Regions from separate parts of the Homo sapiens genome. Here region 1 is linked to region 2. The links are chromatin contacts, found by Hi-C or POLR2A ChIA-PET in ENCODE. All regions are on one chromosome and are shown on one strand. The core of a region is the stretch at or near the end of the contact, and the rest is flanking DNA. Distances in the headings are between cores, read along the strand shown.

Region 1 (3,105 bases), core at 89-2,588, 54 kb before region 2:
CCAGCTGCCTCCTCTGTGGAAGGTTAAAGGCAGGCATAGGTAACATGGAGAGAAAAGAAAATTGTTCAGGAAATATAAAGGGAATATATATTTCTCCTCAATGAAATGTTATACTTCAAATTCACTGAGATTCTCAGGTGCAGTAGATTCTCTGGGGGCCATGATTGCTACCCACTGTGATATACATGACAGCTCAGTCAGGGTGACAAGCTCTGTGAGAGCATTCCCGCAGAGTCCTGCATCAGGAATTTTAAGTCAGGCAGGTATCACTGATATTTGGTTAGGACCCACTGGGTACTTAACTGTCAGCTTTACACTGTGGAGGGCCATCGAGAGGCTAGAAAATATGGAATCTCCCTCTGGGTGCTCAAAATGTAGTTTGGGAGTTTAAATGTGTGCATAGGTTCACACACAAGTGAAAGATATTTAAGAACAGGTATTAATCCATTCATCATTGAGTGATGAAGTTTATTTTCCTAAGCCTTACACTGTGAGCCTATGTCAGTCAGCCATCCTTGATTATAATAAGCACCTAAAATCTTTTTTTGTGTTTTTTTGAGACAATGTCTCACTCTGTCACCCAGGCTGGAGTACAGTGGCATGATCACAGCTCACTGCAGCCTTGACCTCCCAGGCTCAAGTGATCCTCCTGCCTCAGCCTCCTGAGTAGCTAGGACTACAGGTGCATGCCACCATGCCTGGTTAATTTTTTTTTAATTTTGTAGAGACAGGGTCTCACTATGTTGCTCAGGCTGTCATCAAACTCCTGGGTTCAAGTGATCCTCCTTTCTTGGCCTCCCAAAGTGTCGGGATTACAGGCTTGAGCCCTAAAATCGTTTAGGAACACAGAACCTAAGGCACTGTGCTTCATTAATCTACTAAGCTACCTCTAGGCACTTGTGCTCAATGTGATAGAGGAGAAACATCATTGTCCAGGGTATCAAGAGACATAGGTTCCGAGACCGTCAACTCTATCATGAATTTACTGCATGGTTTTGGCTAGATCCTGTCCCATCTCTGGGCCTCAGATGGATAAGTAAATCTTGAAGGTCTCTGTCGGTTCTGATGTGATATTTTATATAGAGCTGTACATTGGAACAAATTAGAGAGCAATTCAAGAGGGCTTATAATCAAGAGCTAGATAGTGCTGTGCAGACTGAATGCTGAGAGCTGAGCCTTGTCATTCTGTATCACTTGTACTGATTCTGAACAATCCAATTTGCTGAGCCCTCCTCCCCCCAACAAAGGCAGCATTTTTAGCAGGGTGCCCTCTAAATGGCCTTTGAGGAATCAGGCCGGGAGGGGGCAGCACAGAGCCCCTGGTCTCTAGTGTTTGACACATCCAACCCAACAGGTGCACAGCCCCGCAACTCTTCAGACTTGGACAGCAGAGAAGGGAGGGCAGCCTCATTTTCTGCTGCTGCAATAAGCCTTGGCAAACCCCCAAAGAGCAAAGATACAACTCTCTGGCCTGTGGCTGGGAGGCATTTGAAACACCACTTGGTGAAGTCTAGGTTTCTCTCTCCCTCTCTCTTTTTCAGTTTAATTTTCTTAGAACCACTCAGAGAAGATTACAGTTTCAAATCTCAAGTAATGGCTGCAATCAGTCAATCAACAAATATGTGCTGAGTATGTATTACGTGCCCAGCTTTTTGCCTAAGCATAGGGGGAGACTAAGGAAGCCCGGGGTTCCAGCTCTCAGATGGTCTTTCCAACCAATTTAAGGTAGGAAGAGATTCAAACTAGGGCAATAATCAGAGAAGCAGCTAATAACTGCCCATCTATTGTTTCTGTTGGGAAGGAAGGCTAAGTTTTGAGGAGGGGTACAGCAGTTGGCCTCTCCTCCTGATGTCCGTCCCAGGCTATTTTTAGACACAACTTGAAATGGTGAAGTTGAGCAGCTGAATGTGTACAGGGTGTTAGGATAAAGCTGGCTTGGACTGAAAGTTTGCTATCACAGACACAATGTCTAAGACTATTCCATCCTCTTCCTGTGTGAGCTCACCTCTACTCTGATAGGACAAGGTTAAGTGGGAGGTCAAGGCCCCAGAACAGAGTAGTGATATGAGCAGTCCTTGGAGAAGAGCCCAAATGCCTGAAGCTGAGAATAAAACTTGCACCTCTATGGAAAGAATACTGAGTCAAAATGGGTCATAGAAAGGATATTTCCTCCAAAAGAACTAGGGAGAAAGAAAATCCACCTCTTGTAACAACATGTATGTTTATGGGAAAGTGGAAATTTGAAGCATCTCCAAATATTGAGTCATTTCGATTTATTTTTGGCTGGTGGGATGCACCATTGTACATTTTTTTTCAAAAAGGGTATTGTGTTTTGTCACTGTTCCAGGATGATCCGGATGAAGCGAACCAGAACTACTTAGCAGATGAAGAGGAGGAAGCAGAAGAAGAGGCTCGGGTGACGGTGGTGCCCAAATCGGAGGAGGAGGAAGAAGAGGAGGAGAAAGAAGAGGAGGAAGAGGAGGAAAAGGAGGAGGAAGAGGGTCAAGGTCAGCCAACAGGCAATGCCTGGTGGCAGAAATTGCAGATCATGAGTGAATACCTGTGGGATCCAGAGAGAAGGATGTTTCTGGCCCGAACAGGTCAGAGTTGGAGTAAGTCCCAATAGTCCCAATGCCAAAGTCTGGTGTCCTTTGCTTTTGGTGTGGTGTTCAGGGCTCCTTTACCATACGCTGGATGGGCTTGTCTGCAAACTTCTCTTTGCACTTCATGTAAAGGCATCAATGCCTAGGGAAATGCCTAGACTGTGGACAGATTCCATCAGAACAAACTCCAAATGGATGAACAAACTTGATTGTGTAACCAAAACCCACTGGGCTCAACATCAGTTGCAATGCAGAGAGACAGTGAGAATGAGTTGAAAAAGCACATGATTTTTTTAAGTCCCAGTCCTGTCACTTTCTATCCACGTGACCGTGGACTCATCATTTCCCCTCTCTGAGCCTCAGTTTCCTCACATGCCAAATGAGGAAAACAATCCCTGACTTGCTTCTCTTACAGGATCAGAGTGAGGCCCCAATTAGATGTTAAAACTGTAAAGTTTAAAGAACTATGCAGAAGACTTCTTGTAAGAAATGAGACTCAAAT
Region 2 (3,424 bases), core at 741-3,240:
TAATTTGAAATACAGTGTAGATCAAGGGTGTCTCTGTACCCTTGCACATAGTGTGCCCTTTGGATAAACCCAATTGAAATAACATCAAGATCTATTCTTGTAATTCTCGGAGAAGTGTCAAAGAGACTTTCATGAAAGGCCTTGAGTGACTGAACTGCTCATCACATTAGTCCCAATGGAAGTGAATGGGCAGTGGCAAATATTAGGAAAGTGCAGGCAGGGCTTTTCTGATTGCCTACTGATTTCCTCCCTTGAGAGGGACAGGCATTTTGTTTTCTTTTCTTTTTCTTTTCTTTTTTTTTTTTTTTTGAGATGGAGTCTCGCTCTGTCGCCCAGGCTGGAGTGCAGTGGCAAGATCTCGGCTCACTGCAAGCTCCGCCTCCTGAATTCACGCCATTCTCCTGTCTCAGCCTCCCAAGTAGCTGGGAATTCAGGTGCCCACCACCACGCCTGGCTATTTTTTTGTGTGTTTTTAGTTGAGAGATGGGGTTTCACTGTGTTAGCCAGGATGGTCTCGATCTCCTGACCTCATGATCTGCCCGCATCGGCCTCCCAAAGTGCTGGGATTACAGGCGTGAGCCACCGCGCCGGGACAGGCATTTTCTTGGTTGCCCACAAGCCTGACTGAAAGACCACTGGGCTGTCTTGAAGAAAGACAGTGCTTGAGGGCAGGGGGTGTTGGTTACACACTCTAGCCCTCAGCCTTGGGCTGCCCCCATCCCAAGTCCCTTTCCAGTCAACAGTGGATGAAGAACAAAATGGATTCCAAGGACAGACCTCAGGGGCACCAAGCTCTGGATGGTGCATCTCTTGGGAGGAATAAGTGGGTTAAAAATAGAACTGGACTGGGGCGAGCACTCTTGGGAATGCCTCTGGGCCCCTCCTCTCCCTCTTGGTGTGTTCACTACAGGCTCTCTGCTCCCCAAGGCAGCTGCTGCAAGGCAAGAAGGGAGCCAGGGGTGGTTAGTTAGATCTACCTCAATCTGAGCTAAAGGTGTCCTCGGGTTACCCCACGAGATCCCGCCCAGCTCACCACGATCAACCTTTGTCAAGGGTTTTCTGATCCTAACTAGTACTAAAGAGTGTGCCCTTGACTGCTGTGTCTTCTGTGTAGTGTGTATGTCAGGGCGGTTTGCTCAGAGGTGGCAGCTTAAATCTGTATCTTCCCTCCATCCCACTGAAGTTCAATCTCATTCATTACTGGAGGGCCCTTCCTCTTCCGACCAGTTACCCAAGGATTAGGGGCACCTCTGTGGGGTCTTCAGTACATCGTGATTGTTCCTGCTACCCTCACTGTCCACATGGTTTCTTGAAGATGGGACTGCTCCAGGGCAGGCTGCTCCAGGGATGGTGGGGCATGAGAGGTCAGGTGAGGAAGATGCTTCTTCTACCTAGGCTTGGCGCTCTGATGTCTGGGATCCAGCCTCCTGTGTACCACTAAGCCATTTCCCTGAGTCCTGTCTCCCTGAGGTCCCCTGATGTCCCATGTGCAGAAACTTCCCTTGTGCATTTCTGCCTGCCAAGTCACTGTCCCCTCTCTCCTATGCATAATCCTATCAAGGTGTTTAGGATTCTGGAAAACAGCCAGGCTGTAGCCTGTCTGCTCACAAGACAAATGTTCCCTGAGGTGAAGGGAAGTGGAGGCTGGCTACCTGCTTGGTATGGGCACAAGAATGGGGACAGAGAACAAAAGTGGCCCTGCCCCACCAGCATTCTCACTTCCCTGACAGTCACGATTATCAGGAGAGCCTTGGTTACTTACTTTGGAGTGCTGGAGGGGAAAGGGTCCATCAGAGACATCAAACCCAAAGCTAGGGTTTCTGGATTGGCAGCTAAGGTTTTGTGATACTCGTGTGCTGATAGCTCCTTGGAATTTTTGGAAGATAGGACACAGAGACTTGGAAGTGTTATAGTACATTTTAATGTGGTTCTCAATGTGTGGTTTCTGGACCAGAAGCATCAGGATCTTGTTACAAATGCAAATTATCAGGCCCCACCCAGACTTCCTGACCCCAGAAGTTCCGGAAGTGGGGCCCAGCAGGTGTTTCTGATGCACACTGAAGTTTGAGAACTTTTGTTTTCATCCATAGTGTAATGTGAACAAATAACCCTAGTTCTCATTATAGTTGGTTCATTTAGGGCTTCACAATATACTCTGATGTCCACTGGAATGTCTGAAGGTCTGTGCATAGCTTTTTATATAGCTCAGTGTGATTACCCAACATATCAGGGCTTTTTTCACAGTAACCTGCCTGAATCTTTGTCCAGAATCACTAAAATTGGCTGTCAATTCTCCCTTCATTCGGGGATGGGGACATGTAGCTAAAGGCAGTAAGTGAGGTGTTTGTGGGAAGAGCCTGAGCTTTGGCACCAGAGAGAACTGGGTTCAAATACCTGCTCTGCTATTCACTAGCTGTGCAACCTTGAATAAGTTTCTGAATTTCTTCAGGCCCCAAAAAGTGTTGGTTGCCTTCCCCTACTCTCGGGATTCTGTTTGTGATGCTGGGGTAATGAGTATAAGGGATGCCTCTCAATTGCCTACTCATACAATTGAGTGCCTTCTATGTGAGACTTTATGGCCATTATCCTGTTGGTAACCATCACATCTCTGTAAAGTTATAGGTATAATAGCTACCCCCGCCCTTTAACAGTTCTTCAAGGAGAATATTCTACTCTATTTTACAGACGGAGCAACTCAGTCACCTACCCAAAGTCATTCAATTGGGAGTTGGTAAAGCCTGGGTTCAAACTCCAATTTGCCTGGCACTAAACTCCATGCTTTTTATACTATAACACAGTGCCTTAACCTTTTACCCTTACCAATTAATAGCAGTTAATAGGGTATGCCAATACCTTGACCCATAAAATTGACACTAATGGAGGAAATTTGAGTCATAGAGACAGTATGGTAGAAAGGGAAGTGGGTTGACATGCCAAAAGTGTCAGGCTTCGTTGCTATGGATAGTATTGGTGCTAGGAAAGGAAATGGCAGGGGAGGGTTGGGGACATGGCTCCTAGGGGTGTTGGCCTGGCAAAACCTGCAGAGACAGAGATGCAGGAGATGGACAGCATGTGATGGTTGGCATGTCCCCTATCCCCACCCCCACCAAGGCTCTTGCCATCAAAACTTCCACTCTCATTCAGCTGCGAGTAGTGGCTCCAACTCAGACCCTTACTGTGGAAACCTCTGCAGATAATATGCAGGGATGGGGAGAAGCACCTGTCAGGCATCACAGAAGAGAACAATAGATTGATGGATACGTATGCTTCTGTATTCCTGTGGGGGCGTGAGAGCTGCGCGTGATCAAGGCTAAGTGACTGGACTAATGAACAATGTAAAATAAAGGAATTTTTCTTGATAAAAACATGTTTCAAATGAGGAGAGTGCCCTGATATCTGGTAGAAGCGGAGGCTTTGTCCTCTC

Evidence for each region. Hi-C counts contacts between places; a loop is a spot of excess contacts on that map. ChIA-PET counts read pairs that join two places held with the same protein, here RNA polymerase II (POLR2A). Pooled maps may share reads with other maps.
Region 1: a loop to region 2 is called in a pooled map, with 2.0 times the contacts of the local background. The contact joins two enhancer-like sites. A Hi-C loop is called at or near these places in 1 of 168 maps with a recorded cell type or tissue (dorsolateral prefrontal cortex) and 1 of 50 pooled maps. POLR2A ChIA-PET finds 5 or more read pairs at or near these places in 2 of 52 experiments (HEK293 and HepG2).

What each region holds. Positions count from the first base shown.
Region 1 is chrX:120,364,178-120,367,282 of GRCh38, forward strand. It overlaps ATP1B4 (ATPase Na+/K+ transporting family member beta 4), which reads left to right. Exons shown (of 8, transcript NM_001142447.3): 2 at 2,348-2,612. Among named protein-coding and RNA genes, the nearest start is that of ATP1B4, 3.6 kb to the left of the region's middle. Within about 2 kb of position 1,339, at least 4 of the 41 ENCODE cell types and tissues checked have a DNase peak (open chromatin) inside an H3K27ac peak, as active enhancers do.
Region 2 is chrX:120,417,646-120,421,069 of GRCh38, forward strand. No RefSeq gene overlaps it. Among named protein-coding and RNA genes, the nearest start is that of LAMP2, 50 kb to the right of the region's middle. Within about 2 kb of position 1,991, at least 4 of the 41 ENCODE cell types and tissues checked have a DNase peak (open chromatin) inside an H3K27ac peak, as active enhancers do.